Linked DNA regions of Homo sapiens: region 2 is linked to region 1. Evidence: read pairs that join two places in POLR2A ChIA-PET (ENCODE). Cell type or tissue: OCI-LY7. All regions are shown on one strand. Each heading gives the region's core, and the rest is flanking DNA. Links, peaks and the distances in the headings are about the cores only.

What was found. ChIA-PET counts read pairs that join two places held together with the same protein. Peaks named below come from ENCODE experiments on the same cell type or tissue, not always from the same donor. Only the 100,000 strongest peaks of a DNase experiment are listed, where the experiment ranks them.
Region 2: POLR2A ChIA-PET joins it to region 1 with 8 read pairs; 2 of 35 experiments call an interaction of 5 or more read pairs at or near these places.

The regions. Positions count from the first base shown.
Region 1 is chr3:185,948,255-185,956,415 of GRCh38, reverse strand. No RefSeq gene overlaps it. Among named protein-coding and RNA genes, the nearest start is that of TRA2B, 14 kb to the right of the region's middle. RefSeq lists enhancers at 3,057-3,580, 5,495-6,437, 6,438-7,380. In OCI-LY7, for the core only: CTCF peaks have their summits at 2,492 and 2,691; a DNase peak (open chromatin) is centred at 3,195.
Region 2 is chr3:186,919,129-186,927,289 of GRCh38, reverse strand. It overlaps the pseudogene RPL29P9. Among named protein-coding and RNA genes, the nearest start is that of ST6GAL1, 7.3 kb to the left of the region's middle. In OCI-LY7, for the core only: no CTCF peak of the experiment used is centred there; no DNase peak of the experiment used is centred there.

The DNA of each region.
Region 1 (8,161 bases), core at 1,402-5,401:
GCAAAGTTGCAGTGGCTGGCCTGGACAAGCTACATCCAGAGGGCCCAGGTAAGTGGGAAACTGTATGTTCTCATTTCCAAGATGAAGATACTAATGGAATAAAGCGAGATATGTCACAAGAAAGATATATAGTGCCTCTGCTACCCTAAACTACAAGTCCCACACTAACCATACAGGGAATTTTCAGTCCCATTCAAAGCAGAGGCGCAAAAGAGACAAAGATTTACATCCAAGGTAGTTTATCCACAGCATTATTTGTATTGACAAGAACTGCAGATAAGCTAAATATCAACCATTAGGGGGTTAGTTAAATAAATTGTGGTAGAGCCATAAGACAGAATGATAGAGATCTCCATTAAAAATTACATTTTGCAGGAATTTTTATAAAGTGAGAAATGCTCACAATGCAAAGTCATACAGAATCAATGACATAGGAGTTAAAAAGAAATTACTTAGGCAGATAGTGAGGATAAGGAAGTCCTTAGTAATGTTTTCCCTTTAATGAAAAGCAGCCCCAACATCATTTTCTTCTCTAACAAAGAGCAGCCTGTAAAATCAAGCTGCAGACATAGACAAGCAAGCTGGAAACTTGCACAGGTGAATGTCGCCAGTCGTGCCAATAGGAAAAGGCTACCTGGGACTACGCATGATCAAAATGGCAGATCCATCTTCCCTTCTCTTTGCCAGCCATGCATACAGCAAGGAGCAGACAAGATGGCACTGGCCAAGTGGAAAGCCCATTTGCATAATAAGATTAGGGTGGGATGACCAGCCTTCCCCACAAGCTAGGTAAATGTCACACCTGGTCAAACCAATCTGTGGGCCCTACATAAATCATACATTGCCTCCTCAAGCCTACCTGTAAAATCTGCTATGGTCCACCGCAGGCCAGCTTTTCCCTTTCAGACGCCCCTCTGTCTGGTAAGAGAGAGGAAACTGCTCTCCTTTCTCTTTTTTTTGCCTATTAAACCTCTACTCCTAAACTGACTCCTTGCGTGTGTCCATGTCTTTAATCTTGGTGCGAGACAACAAATCCCAGCTATTTACCCCAGACAATGAAGCCGCTACATCAGCAGTATAGAGAACTTCATATATAATGTGATTCAAGGATGTAAAGGAAAAAAAATCTGTACATGCACACACACACACATGAACATGTACACACATACATATTACCTAAGAGTAATCGAGTGGTTTTATGCAATACATTGGTGGTACAGCCAAAGGACTGGGTGGCATGACATGACATGACTGTTGTCACATCTTGATTACAGCATGATATGATGAGCTGCACATCTTAAAGGCTGACTGAAAAAAAAAAAAATCAAAAGTCTACAAGGACATGACCACACTACTTATGGTAGCCAAAAGTTGGAAGCAACCCAAACGTCCAATTCTAAGGATTAGAAGGGTAAAGTGTGGCATAGTCAAACAATGACATACCATACAGCAAAAAGAATAAATTAACTTTAGCAACACGCAACAACCTGGAAGAATCTCACAAATATAATGTTGAGCAAAAAAAAGTAAAGGAGTGTATAGCACATGATTCAATTTCTATAAAACTCAACCACAGGAAAAACTAATCCACAGCGTAGACATCAGAATAATGGATACTTTGATGGAAAGTTACTGAAAGACGCTTAATGGGAACTTCAGAAGGACTAGTAATGTTCTATTTCTTAATCTGGGTATTGACTGCATGAGTGCATTCATTTTGTAAAAATTTATTCAGCTTTACAGTTAAGATGTATGTAATTTTCTATATGTATCTTCAACTTCAGTAAAAAGTTTATTTTTGAAATAATCTGTAAGGAAAAATGAGACGTATAAGTGACTCAACAAGAAAAGCTAAAATGAGCAAGCACCAGTCTATAAACATTTACACTGCGAGCAAGAAGCTGTGGCTTTTTACCTAGGCTAATCTCTACCAGGACAAACCCACTAAACTTACAAACCATTAAAAAAAAAAAGCACTGTGCTCGCAGAGCATCATCAATGATGCCCTTTTTTTTTTTTTTTCCTTTTTTAAGTTTGACAGTTTGTTGAGCTGAGGTCAAGGTGTTTATTTAGGGTCCCTTTGATGAAAGAAGTCTGCTTTTGGGCCGGGCGCCGTGGCTCACGCCTGTAATCCCAGCACTTTGGGAGGCCGAGGCAGGCGGATCACGAGGTCAGGAGATCAAGACCATCCTGGCTAAGACAGTGAAACCCCATCTCTACTAAAAATACAAAAAATTAGCCGGGCGTGGTGGCGGGCGCCTGTAGTCCCAGCTACTCGGGAGGCTGAGGCAGGAGAATGGCGTGAACCCGGGAGGCGGAGCTTGCAGTGAGCCGAGATCGCGCCACTGTACTCCAGCCTGGGCGACAGAGCGAAACTCCGTCTCAAAAAAAAAAAAAAAAAAAAAGTCTGCTTTTGGGGTCTGTCCAATGAAGAAAATGAGCAGGATTCTCGACTCCTAACATTCAGCTGTATAATCGTTTGCCTACGTTTATCTCTTACTTCCAAGTATAATTAGCTCAGCCCAGCTTACTCTGAACTGGAAGGCTGTATATCATAAAGATTAAAGCTTCTGAGCATGACAGTCCTGGGTTTAATGTTTAACACCAAGTTCTGCCACCTACAGGCTGTGACCTTGGGCAAGTTTTACTATTCCTCCCAGCTTCAATGTCCTCATCTATGTAAAATGGGTGTAATAATGGTATTTACCTCATATAGTTGTAGTGAGGATTCAATAAAATTAAACCACTTAATCTATGTGACACATTCAAAAGAAATTAACTGCTGTTATTTCTCAACACATTTTTTTCACTATCAGCCTAGTTTGCTACCCCAACCAGCCTCTCACACTTTATCTTCTCCCACCTCCTGCCTAAAATGGTAGTGCTCAAAAAACAACAATTCATTTATAAAGAGAAATAAGGCCAGACGTGGTGGCTGTCACCCGTAACCCCAGCACTTTGGGAGGCTGAGGCGGGCAGATTGCTTGAGCCCAGGAGTTCGAGACCGTCCTGGGCAATATGATGCAATCCTATCTCTACAAAAAAATGCAGAAAAATTAGCCAGGTATGGTGGCTTGCACCTATAGTCCCAGGGAAGTGGGAGAGTTCCCTGATTTCCCCTTGCAGGATGTGCGACAGGGATGCAACTTGCCTGTTCCGTCACCTTGCAGCTCAAATCCCTAGGGGGAGCATGCAAACAGGCAGGTGCAGAGGCCAGGGCAAGTGCTTTGGGCTCTCAGCCCTGCAGTAGTGTCTAGGGGTGGGTGCCTGCAACTCCAGTGTTACCAAGTTCTTTCAGCTTTGCTGTCTGCAGACGGCTTGAGTGTTAATCAGCTCTTAACACAAGGGCAGAGGGCCAGTGTAACAGACTTCCATATCCCGAGCTCTTGCCCAGTGTTCCAGAAAAATCGAATCACACACAGGCTCCAAGGATGAGTGCAAGGTTTTGTTTGTTTGTGTGTGTGTTTGTTTGAGGTGGAATCTCACTCTGTCACCCAGGCTGGAGTGCAGTGGCGCAATCTCGGCTCACCGCAACCTCCGCCACCCGGGTTCAAGTGATTCTCCTGCCTCAGCCTCCCAAGTAGCTGAGATTACAGGTGCCTGCCACCAAGCCAGGCTAATTTTTGTATTTTTAGTAGAGACGGGGTTTCACCATATTGGCCAAGCTGGTCTCAAACTCCTGATCTCAGGTGATCTGCCCACCTCGGCCTCCCAAAGTCCTGGGATTACTGGCATGTGTCACTGTGCCCAGCTGCGTGCAAGGTTTAATTGAGTGGTGGAGGTGGCTCTCAGCAAGATGAGTGGGGAGCTGAAAGGGGGGATGGAGTGGGAAAGTGATCTTCCCAGCAGCTGGCCTCTTCCAGCAGCTGGCTTCTTCTCCAACGGCCCCTGGCCAAACTCCCCTCGGCATCCAGATGTCCCGCCTCTTCTCCCTTTCTCTGCCTGGTTGTTCTGCTGTTGCTGGTCTGCTGGTCTGCTGCTCTGCTGCTCTGCCGGTCTCCTCTGGAGCCTGAGGTTTGGGGTTTCTATTGGGGCAGGATAGGGGACCTGGCAGGCTAAAAGGCAAATTCTGGGACACAAAAACAGAAATGCCTGTTCTCATTTAGGGCTGCAGGTATCCAGGCTTGAGGATAGGGCCTTTGCCAGGGAGCCGCCCTCTTCTACCCAGTATTTCCTTGTCTCCTGCCCATATCACCAGCTACTTGGGAGGATAGGTGGGAGGAATGCTTGTGCCTGGGAGGCTGAGGTTGCAGTGAGCCGTGATCATGCACTGTACTCAGCCTGGGCAACAGTGCAAGACCTTGTCTCAAAAAAAAAAAAAAAATCACAATTCTAAATAAAGACAAGCTCCAAGAGGGCCACAACCTATGCATCCATCAGTGGATGAATAGATTTTTTTTAATGTGGTATATATACACAACGGAATACTAATCAGCCATAAAAAATAATAAAATCATGTCATTTGCAGCAACATGAATGGAACTGGAGATCCAGTTCCTTATATTAAGTGAAATAAGCAGGCATAGAAAGACATGCCTGGGAGGCGGAGGTTGGAGTGAGCTGAGATCACGCCACTATACTCCAGTCTAGGTGAAAGAGTGAGACCGTGTTTAAAAAAAAAAAGTTATTCTCATTCTCATGAAGGTAGAGAGTAGTGGTTATCAGAGGTGAGGAAGAGATGAGGGGGCTGAAGACAAGTTGGTTAAGGGATAACAAAATATAGTTAGATAAAAGGAGTAAGTTCTAGTATTCGATACAGTACAGTAGGAAAATTATAGTTAATAATAATTTATTGTATATTTCAAAATAACTAGAAGAGATGTGAAATGTTCCCAGCACAAAGGAAAGATAAATGATTGAGGTGATGGCTATCCCAATTGCCCTAATTTGATCATTACATATTGTATGCAATTATCAAAATACCATATGATCCCCAAAATATGTACAACTATTATATATCAATAAAAAAAGAAAAAGAAAATCAAAATTTTACATTTTTTGAGGAACTCAATAAACATCTCTACAATTTATTTAAAAGAATAAAGTTTCATAAATAACTAAGTCAATCTTTTAAAAAATATAAAGAAAGTGTATTGGCGTTAAGACAGAAAAACAGTACCCTCCCTATATGGGAGATATATATTAAGAGAATTATTCCAAGAAATTGGCTCACAGAATTTGTGTGGGTTTCCCCCAACAAGTCTGAAATCCATACAGCAGGGTATCAGGACAGGCAGGCTGGGATTCTCAGGGACAGGACTCTGCAGTCCACAGGACTAATTTTTTCTTCCTTAGGGAAGCCCCACCTCTGCTCTTTAGATCTTTAAACTGATTGAATTAGGCACACCCAGTTTATCTAGGACAAGTTCCCTCACTTAAATTTAACAGAGTAATGGATTTTAATCACATCTACAAAATACCTTCCTGGCAACACCTAGATTCATTTTCATTGAACAACTAACCAAACTGACGCATCAAAAAGATAATTGCAAAGGGAGGCTCGTCTTACCAGTTTTAATGACACGCCCATAAAGCCTTAGTAATAAAATGTTTTAAGCAATATTGTTGCAGGCACAGTCAAGTAGACAAATGGAAGAGTAGAGAGCTTAGAAATAGACATGTGCATATATGGAAATATACAATAAAAGTAGCACCACAGAGGAGCCAAGGACAAGTTATTTCATACCCAATGTTGGGAAAACTGGTGATATCTATATGGAGAAAAATAATACGATCTATATCTTATACCAAACAAAATTTCCTAGTACACTGGTAGCCAGTTTAAGACTTAATAGAAGGTCGGGCGCGGTGGCTCAGGCCTGTAATCTCAGCACTTTGGGAGGCGGAGGCGGGCGGATCAGGAGTTCAGGAGATCGAGACCATCCTGGCTAACACTGTGAAACCCCGTTTCTACTAAAAAATACAAAAATAAATAGCTGGGCGTGGTGCCGGGGGCCTGTAGTCCCAGCTACTCGGGAGGCTGGGGCAGGAGAATGGCATGAACCCAGGAGGCGGAGCTTGCAGTGAGCCGAGATCGCGCCACTGCACCGCAGCCTGGGCGACAGAGCGAGACTCCGTCTCAAAAAAAAAGACTTAATTGAGAGGAGCTACAACAAAAGTACCTAAAAAAAAAAAATCCTTAATAGAGAGGGTATTTTCATGCACGTCCCTGTGAAGAGACCACCAAACAGGCTTTGTGTGAGCAACATGGCTGTTTATTTCACCTGGGTGCAGGCGGGCTGTGTCCGAAAAGAGAGTCAGTGAAGGGAGATAGGGGTGGGGCCGTTTTATAATATTTGGGCAGGCAAAGGAAAATTACAGTCAAAGGAGGTTTGTTCTCTGGCGGGCAGGAGTGGGGGTCTCAAGGTGCTCAGTGGGGGAGCTTTTTGAGCCAGGATGAGCCAGGAAAAGGATTTTCACAAGGTAATGTCATCACTTAAGGCAAGGACCGGCCATTTTCACTTCTTTTGTGGTGGAATGTCATCAGTTAAGGTGGGGCAGGGCATATTCACTTCTTTTGTGATTCTTCAGTTACTTCAGGCCATCTGGGCGTATACGTGCAAGTCACGGGGGATGCGATGGCTTGGCTTGGGCTCAGAGGCCTGACAGGTATCAAATAGAAGAACAATATCAGCACAGTCTCCGTTAAGACACTTAGAAGTAAGCCACGCAGTCTGAATTAGAGCCCCCAATTCCCAGGGTAGTGGCAGGCAGTGGTAGAGAAGTGCCAAAAGGAGAAAGCAAGCATCTCTCTAAGGACTCCCTAGACTAATCAGGAAGGGTTGGGCTGACTGGGGATGGGAGGCAGGGTTTTAACTAGTTCAGCATTGAAAACTCTTTTATAACTGGTCATGTGACCTTTAACCTTGTCATACTGCTGTTGTCTGTGAATATCTGTGTTACTTTTTTTTTTTTTTTTTTTGAGACAGAGTCTCGCTCTGTCAGCCAGGCTGGAGTGCAGTGGCACGATCTCAGCTCACTGCAACCTCCGTCTCCTTGGCTCAAGCAATTCTCCTGCCTCAGTCTCCCGAGTAGCTGGGATTACAGGCGTGGGCCACCACACCCGGCTAATTTTTGTATTTTTAGTAGAGATGGGGTTTCACTATGTTGGTCAGGCTGGTCTCGAACTCCTGACCTCAGGTAATCCGCCTGCCTTGACCTCCCAAAGTGCTGGGATTACAGGCATGAGCCACTGCACCTGGCCTTTTTTTTTTTTCAGTGTAGAGATGGGGTTTCCCACTGTTGTCCAGGCTGGTCTTGAACTCTTGGGCTCAAGTGATCCTCCATCCCTGATTGTTCAAAGTGCTGGGATTACAGGTATGAACCACTGTGCCCGGCCTGTGTTACATTTTTTTTAAAAACTCAGTCCACTCTTTGGGTTTTCTTTTAATGGTGTTGGCCCCATAAATATTCTATCTTAAGCAAAAAAGTTGCTTAAGGAATCTATCTTAAGCAAAAAAGTTCTGGCGAGGACAATATTAACATTAAGACATTCCATTTGACCATAGAAAATCAGTAAAAGACAATGTCTTATATCAAATTTGTCATCCTCTTTCTCTTCTGTTCAGTTCAGAAAATTCGTTCCTGCACTGAACCTTGTTTTCTGTGGTTTCTCCAGTGTTTTCGAAGTGAGAACTTCCCAACTGCTGTCAAATGTTTAAAAGAAATCACTTTTTAAAACCTAGAGGAAAATGTAAGGATACATGTCATCTCAGAGTGAGAAAAGACATTCTAAGCCTAAATGTAATAAAATTTTAACAAAGAATATTTGTAGGTCTGAGTACAGAAAAATTTTAAACTTCTTGTGGCTGACACAAATCGGAATAGCTGCTCAGCTCACAATGATTTCTTACTAACTGTATTTGTGTCACTGTTTATTCCAGTAATAGACCTGCCTCCAAGGAAGAGGGGTAGACACATGACCCCGCTTAGCCAATCATAGTACCTTTCCCTTCCTACTTCCTATTCATTTTTTTCATGCATTCATTCATTCCACAACCGTTTATTGAATGGAAATTCAGCAATAAGCAAAAGATTCCTACCTTCCTGAAGCTTAGAGTTTTGGGGGAATAAGCATTAATTGAACAATTCCATTAGTAAATATATAATTTCAAGTAGAAAGAAGTGGCTCAGAAGATCACAAGTCTATGAGAACATCTAT
Region 2 (8,161 bases), core at 1,970-5,969, 970 kb before region 1:
GAGGTGATTAGGTTATGAGGGCAGAGCCCTCACAAATGGAACTAGCGCCCTTATAAAAGAGACCCGGACCAGGCATGGTGGCTCACACCTGTAATCCCAGCATTTTGGGAGATTGAGACGGGCAGATCACCTGAGGTCGGGAGTTCGAGACTAGCCTGGTCAACATGGTGAAACTTCATCTCTACTAAAAATACAAAAAATTAGTTGGGCGTGGTGGCAGTCACCTGTAGTCCCAGGTACTCGGGAGGCTGAGGCAGGAGAATTGCTTGAACCCGGAAGGCAGAGGTTGCAGTGAGCCAAGATCACGCCACTGCACTCCAGCCTGGGCAAACAGAGCAAGACTCTCTCTCAAAAATAAGTAAATAAATAAATAAATATTAAAAAGTAAAATAAAAGAGACTCCAGAGAGCTAGCTAGCCCCTTCCAACATGTGAGGCTGCAGCTAGAAGGTACCACTTATGACCAGGAGACTGAGCCTTCTCTGAACACCAAGTCTGCCATTATTTTAATGTTGGACTTACCAGCCTCTAAAACCATAAGCAATAAACTCCTGTTGTTTACAAGCCACCCGATTTATGGTGTTTTTGTTATAGCAGCCCAAACAGACTAACACATTCCCCATCCCTCCCCCAACCCTTGACCTCAACCTTAGCCAATATATAATATTTTTAGGTAATGCATTGCTCAGTCATCATTTCAGACATCTTACGGATTAATACACATAATTTTCATTTACAACAATCCACTTGCAAATAATATGTTCATAACACTCTTGAATTGGAGGTGATGTTTCATGAGGGGAAAAAAAAAAGACAATAAGCAGTTGAAAATTTCCTCCCAAATCTTTCTTCCCCACCCACTACAGATGTTCATCAAGTTCCTTAAATAAACCTCACAGCTCTCCTCTTCATATCACGTCTCCTCTTCAGTACATGTTGTCTAATATGAGGATAGGTTCGGGGCCTAAAAGAACTGTGGTTTGCCTGTGCCCACCATGTTGGCTTTCAGTGCTGCCAGCCTTATGGATGATTTTATATATATATATATATATATATATATATATATATATATATATATATATATATATGTTCACAGCTAGTCTACTAAGTCTGTAGAACTCAAGTTTAAAAGTAGAAAGAAAATAGCAGCATGCTCAGCCCCCTTGCCGTGTGATGCCCTGTGCCACTATAGAACTCTGCAGACTCCCCACTTGCATGAAAGCTCTCACCAGATACAGTCCATTGACCTTGGACTCCTCAGCCTCCATAACTATAAGAAATGACTTCCTTTTCTTTATTAAAAGAGAGAGAGAGAGAATAACAGCATCTCTAATTTAAGCACACAGGGATGGCTCCTGCTGATTGCTGTGAGGCAGACCTGCACAGATGGGCTGATAAAGCAGAGTGGGGGCAGAGAAGAAGAGTGCTAGAATGCAGGGGCTGGAAACTAGAAACAGGTCTCATGAAAGGATCACAGCCACAAGACTGGGAGGATGGCTGGCCCCACAGCCCCAAGTACAGCAAGAAGTGACTTGCTGGCTCCAGAAACCTCAGAGTAGAACATGGGCATGGCGAGATCAGGATAGGTCAGAGAAATAGACATATACGTATCATGTGGGCACATGAGTAGTTAGGCTGCCCTTCACCCAATTATCTTCTGTGTCCAACCCCATCCTAAGTCCCTGGGAAGATACGAGGAGAAACCAAGACTCTGTTCCCAAATCACATGTGTTTTAGCAAAATATCTCAGTTCGTAATAATGATTTTCATGTATTGAACATCTACTCATAAGCTATGCCCAGGAGACCAGATACACTGATAATGGCAGGGAATACAAGAGCTCGGGGACTCTGAGGAAGCAAAGATGCTTATAATAAATTCTCTCAAAAAGATTCAGGAAATTGGCTTCTCTTGGGAGACTTCTATCAGAACCAAAGTAGAAATTGCCTCCTATGTATTAATGATCTAAGGATGACAGTTAGAATAAATCGTAGGGATAGTCAATGTTTTGTGCAAGAGGTTACACAGGTCAATGAAAGTTCTTTGCAGTTAATTTCTTTGAGTGGAGGAGGATCAGTGTTTGCTGCCTGGTGGTGATCTGTCCCGAGCCTGCGTCCGTAAGGTCTCATGTTTTTAATAGTGTTTTTTCTGATGTTACAGTTAACATTTGCTTTAGAAAATTCAGAAAAGTCAGACAAAGTTAAAGAAGCAAGGAGGAAAAATTGTCAGCCCATCAACCACAAACAGAATTGAACCATTTGGCCTGTTTTCTTCCTGGGCATTTTTCTGCAACTTTCTATAGTTAAAATTATAATGTATGTACAGTGATATCCGGCTTTTCTCCCCCATTTAAATATGTCATAAGCATTTCCTATGTGTATTTAACAATAAATGTAGTCATTCAGTTTAGCCCTTATTACATGCAAAGCAAGCATTCTTCAGCAAATTATTAGTGGTTTATTGTACTAATGGTTGGCTATACAAGAGACAGTTTCGTGGTTGAGAGGATTCTCAAGTCAGGTTTGAATCCTGACTCTTCTACCTCCTAGCTTGGTGACTTTGGACAAATTACTTAACTTCTCTGGCTCTGTTTCCTTAACTGTAAAGTAAGGATAATAGTATCTGCCCCATAAAGTTATTTTAACTAATACATGGGCCGGGCATGGTGGTTCATACCTGTAATCCCACCACTTTGGGAGGCTGAGACAGATGGATCAACTGAGGTCAGGAGTTCAAGACCAGCCTGGCCAACATGGCGAAACCCCGTCTCTACTAAAAAGTACAAAAATTAGCCAGGCATGGTGGTGGGCACCTATAATCCCAGCTACTCAGGAGGCTGAGGCAGGGAGAATTGCTTGAACCTGGGAGGTGGAGGTTACAGTGAGCTGAGATCACGCCATTGCACTCTAGCCTGGTCAACAGAGAGAGACTCTGTCTCAAAAAAAATAAATTAATTAATAACAAGAAAAGTGCTTAAAGCAATACCTGGCACAGTAAGCACAGAATAAGCGGTAGCTATTAACAATATGTGAATGCGTCGTAAATTATTCAACCATTCTCCTACAGCTGGAAATTAAGGTTGTTTTTGGTCACGCCTGTAATCTCAGCACGTGGGGAGGCAGAGGCTGGTGGATCCTGAGGTCAAGAGTTCGAGACCAGCCTGGCCAACATAGTGAAACCTTGTCTCTACTAAAAATACAAAAAATTAGCCAGGCATGGTGGCGGGCGCCTGTATCACAACAAGCTAATTTTTTGTGTTTTTTGTAGAGACGGGGTTTCAACATGCTGCCCAAGCTGGTCTCGAATTTCTGATCTCAAGTCATCTGCCCGCTTCACCCTCCCAAAGTACTGCGATTACAGGCATGGGCCGTGGCACACAGCCAGTGAAGCTGATTTCTTTTTTTTTTTTTTTTTTAGATGGAGTCTCGCTCTGTCTCTCAGGTTGGAGTGCAGTGGTGCGATCCTGGCTCACTGCAACCTCCGCCTCCTAGGTTCAAGCAATTCTCTTGCCTCAGCCTCCCGAGTAGCTGGGATTACAGGCACCCGCCACCACACCCAGCTAATTTTTGTATTTTAGTAGAGACAGGGTTTCACCATGTGGGCCAGGCTGGTCTTGAACTCCTGACCTCAGGTGATCCGCCCACCTCAGCCTCCCAAAGTGCTGGATTACAGGCATGAGCCACGGCACCCACCCAGTGATGCTGAATTCTTAACCAAAATATATGACTAGTTACAGCAAGTGACGGCCAGCGCTGAGTCCTGGTGACTTGAACATTCAGTTAAAAGGATTACCCCATCACTGACTGTGTTTTACTCACATGTGTTTTCTACATCTCACCCCAAGGAGAGCCAATATTTTATGAGAGAGGCCACATAACACACAGCACACCAGTTTAGGAGACAGCAGGCCTGCATTCCACATTAAACTCTCACAACCAGCCTGCAGACCTCAGCTAAGGCACTTGCCCTTTCTTGTTCTCAGTTTACTACTTTATGAACAAGGGCAGTTGGACAAAATAAGTTGTTTTCAAGCCTGGCTGAACTTTGGAGTCACCTGCTGAAATTGTTTATAGTATAAATGCTCATTCTCCTCCCCAGGATATAATGGTTCTGGGGTCAGACGCTGGGTATCTATAATTGTTAACAAATTTCCCAGGCAAGGCTGATGAGCTGCAGGGTTTACAGACAAGTCCACTGGGTTACCTCTAAGGCTCTTTCTAGCTTCTCACAAAGAAATTCCTCCAAAGGGAAAAAGCCACCAACCATGCCTGAACATGTTCGTGCTCCTTCACCAAGGGAGCTTTCTCTGCTGGTGCTGCCCTGAGTGAGGAACCCTTTGCCAAGGGACTGTGGGCTTTAGACAGCAGAGGCGTGGTTACAGCCTCAGCAACAGTCTCATTGATTATCATCACCGGTAGTTAATTAAACACAAATAGCTGGGCAATAACCTTTGGAAAAAGCCACATTTCTTATCATTAAGCTATTTCCTGCTCTTCCGATTGTAGGTGCTTCAGGAGCCACAGCTTAAAGTGCAGACATGGCCAAGTCCAAGAACCACACCACACACAACCAGTCCCAAAAATGGCACAGAAATGGTATCAAGAAAGCCTGATCACAAAGATACGAATCTCTTAAGGGGGTCGACCCCAAGTTCCTGAGGAACATGTGCTTTGCCAAGAAGCACAACAAGAAGAGCCTAAAGAAGATGCAGGCCAACAGTGCCGAGGCCATGAGTGCACATGCCGAGGCTATCAGGGCCCTTGTGAAGCCCAAGGAGGCTAAGCCCAAGATCCCAAAGGATGTCAGCCACAAGCTCAATCGACTTGCCTACATTCCCCACCCCAAGCTTGGGAAGCGTGCTCGTGCCCGCGTTGCCAAGGGGCTCAGGCTGTGCCGGCCAAAGGCCAAGGCCAAGGACCAAACCAAGGTCCAGGCTGCAGCTCCAGCTTCAACTCCAGCTCAGGCTCCCAAAGGTGCTCAGGCCCCTACAAAGGCTTCAGAGTAGATATCTCTGTCTGCCAACATGAGGACAGAAGGACTGGTGCAACCGCCCCCCTCCCCCAGCCCCCGCCGGCTGCCATCTGCACGGGGCTGGGGTCCTTCTGTGCTATTTGCACAAATAAACCTGAAGCAGGAAAACAAAAAGTTATTGCCTAAAGTTTAAACACCTCCCTACGAAACTACATTAATTTTCTAGTCCCTCTTTGTACAGGGCTCAAGGTTAAACTTTGACAGCTCGCTATTAGAAACCTGAGTGCACATGTGTATTGATTCTGTTTCTTGAAGGAAAAGAAAAAAGAGGAAAAAAAAAATCCCTGAGCGTACAGCCTCAGCATCCTCCTGGCAGGAGCTGATGGAGGAGGTGGTGATTTGGATTAACCTGTAACCAGCTCTGCTGAGGTCTAAGTGTTCGGACAATAACATGTGCATTTGGGAAGCACTGAAATGGTTCAGTGCAGGAAATAGCCCCTGAACAGTGCAGCCTTATCCATTACAGTCTTACTTGGTGATATCATAAAGCACTCAGCTGTCCAGTTCAATTACCAAGCAGGCAGTCTATAATGATAATAAGAGCCTGCACTTCTCTAACCAGACAGGCTCAGACAAGGCCATGACGTGGAGGCCCCAGAACTTCATCCAGGAGGCAGGGACTCCAGCTCAGGCCCACTGAGGTGGAAGATTTGTGTGTGTCTGTGACTGTCTGGGGGAATGTAAGCACAGGCACTTGTATTAACCATATATATGATTATATTCAAAGGGTTGGATCCAATCTGCTTGGGGTCCCAACCCATCAGCTGGGCTGTAATTCTACAGACCGGGTTCCTCTGTGACGCTTTTCTCAAACTTACAGGAAGGATCGTTATTAGGAAACTCATTTTCTTCCCCAGAATAGATGCAGAGGTCTTCAGTCCACATTCAGAGTGGACTATTGAAGAGGTATTTTGTTGCAGAATCTGGGACTTCTCTGGTGGTTGGGTTAAGCTGAAAGGGGTACAATACACCTGCTTGATTCATCTACTCACTTTAATATGCATTACACATTTAGAGGACTTGCGAGGTGCATTCCTATACATTTTTTGATTGATCCTTATTTTACTGAGAAATCAACTGAGGTCTAGAAAGTACAATAACTTGCCAAAGATCACCTAGCTAATAAGCGGCAGCAGTTGGACTAGAGCCCAAATCTTCTGATTCTGTTGTAAATGCTAATAAGGGGCCAGAGGGTAGCCCAGAAAAATGTATAAAGAACAAAAGACTTGAGAAAAAGCAGAAATTTCAGTGGCTTGTCCTTCATAATGAGGCCCCTGAGAGGAATCAGGACCTGCTCATTATTTTCTGACTTTTCATACTGCTCAGGGATCATTAGCCTGGGTTTTCAGCCTGTCTTTTCAAAGTGCCAAGAAAAATGTGTAAAGTGATAAGTGGAGATTATAGAGAATGGCCAGAAGTCTGGGGAGAAGAAGGAAGACACTCATTTGAGATGGCTTTGTGTGAATCTGGACTTATGATAACACATTTCCTTCACCGCAGTGGTTTTGACATAGAGGGTTGAGGTAGTTTTACTGCTTCAAAGATCTCATGAGCTAGAAGAAATTGTAATTTCCATTGATTACTGAGGTGAAATAGAGCGTGGTTGAGATTTGTATCTGGATATTCCAGAATGATCTAAGAGATAATAATGACTTCCTCAAATTACTGAAGCAGGAGCTGAAATGGTTATGATATTTAATCCTCATAAAGATCCTGGGAGGTGTGCGTCATTAACCGCATTTGGAAATGAGATTACTAAGGCTTAGGAAGTTTGAATAACTGGCCAAAGGCTTGTAATTGCAAAGCTGGAAATTGAACTAGGATGTGTATGACTTCAAAGCCACTCTTTAACCAATAGGCTCATCTGTTTTTCATTGGAGGCAAAGTGAGGAGAGGATGACCTGACTGTCTCCTCACTGTCTCTACCACTAGGACTCGCTTCTTCATTGCTCTGAAAAGCCTCCTTCATCTCTCTCTGCCTTCAAGCCATCCTCTAAGGTCTGGTTCAATCCTAAGCTCCTCCTGGAAGCCTGGCATCCACATTGATCTCTTCCTTCTCTGAAGTCTTGTAGACACATGCAGAAATTCCTGGGACTGTACCTTTTGTTTTCTCATGTATTTGATATATAGCTAAATGGAATTTGGTTTTTGTTTTTTATTTTTTATTTTTATTTATTTATTTATTTATTTAGAGACAGAGTTTCCCTCTTGTTGCCCAGGCTAGAGTGCTTTGGTGTGATCTTAGCTCACCACAAACTCCACCTCCCGGGTTGAAGCAATTCTCCTGCCTCAGCCTCCTGAGTAGCTGGGATTACAGGCATGCGCCACCATGCCCGGCTAATTTTGTATTTTTAGTAGAGCCGGGGTTTCTCCATGTTGGTCAGGCTGGTCTCGAACTCCCAACCTCAGGTGATCCACCCGCCTCGGCCTCCCAAAGTGCTGGGGTTACAAGCGTGAGCCACCGCGCCTGGCCTGGAATTTGGTTTTTAATACCGTTTCAAATAAATACGCATTAGGTGTTTCATGGAAACACACTTTGTTTTACATAAATAAGTCCACAAATCAGGACAAAATTTTCTTTATCAGATTTAGAGTTGTAAATTAAATCAGATTGGAACCTTCCCTCCTCACTAGCCATTCCCCAAACTTTGGCCAAGGACCACAGAGGTAGGGAGGGAAGGAAGTGTCTCTCCTAACTCCATTCATGGCCAGGAAATAGGCTTGCTCTTCTTAGTTGACATTTCCATCTCTAATCCCCTCCAAGGTCTTTAATAAAACTCCAAAATGGGCCAGGCACGGTGACTCACGTCTGTTATCCCAGCATTTTGGGAGATCAAGGCGGGCAGATCATGAGGTCAGGGGTTCGAGACCAACCTGGCCAACATGGTGAAACCCCGTCTCTACTAAAAATACAAAAAAAATTAGCCGAGCGTGGTGGCGGGCACCTGTAATGCCAGCTACTCAGGAGGCTGAGGCAGGAGAATCACTTGAACCCGGGAGGCAGAGGTTGCAGTGAGCCTAGATCGCACCACTGCACTCCAGCCTGGGAGACAGAGTGAGACTCCATCTCAAAAAAAAAACAAAAAAAAACAAAAAAAAACTCCAAAAAGGCCATGTCTCTGCAGTGTGCC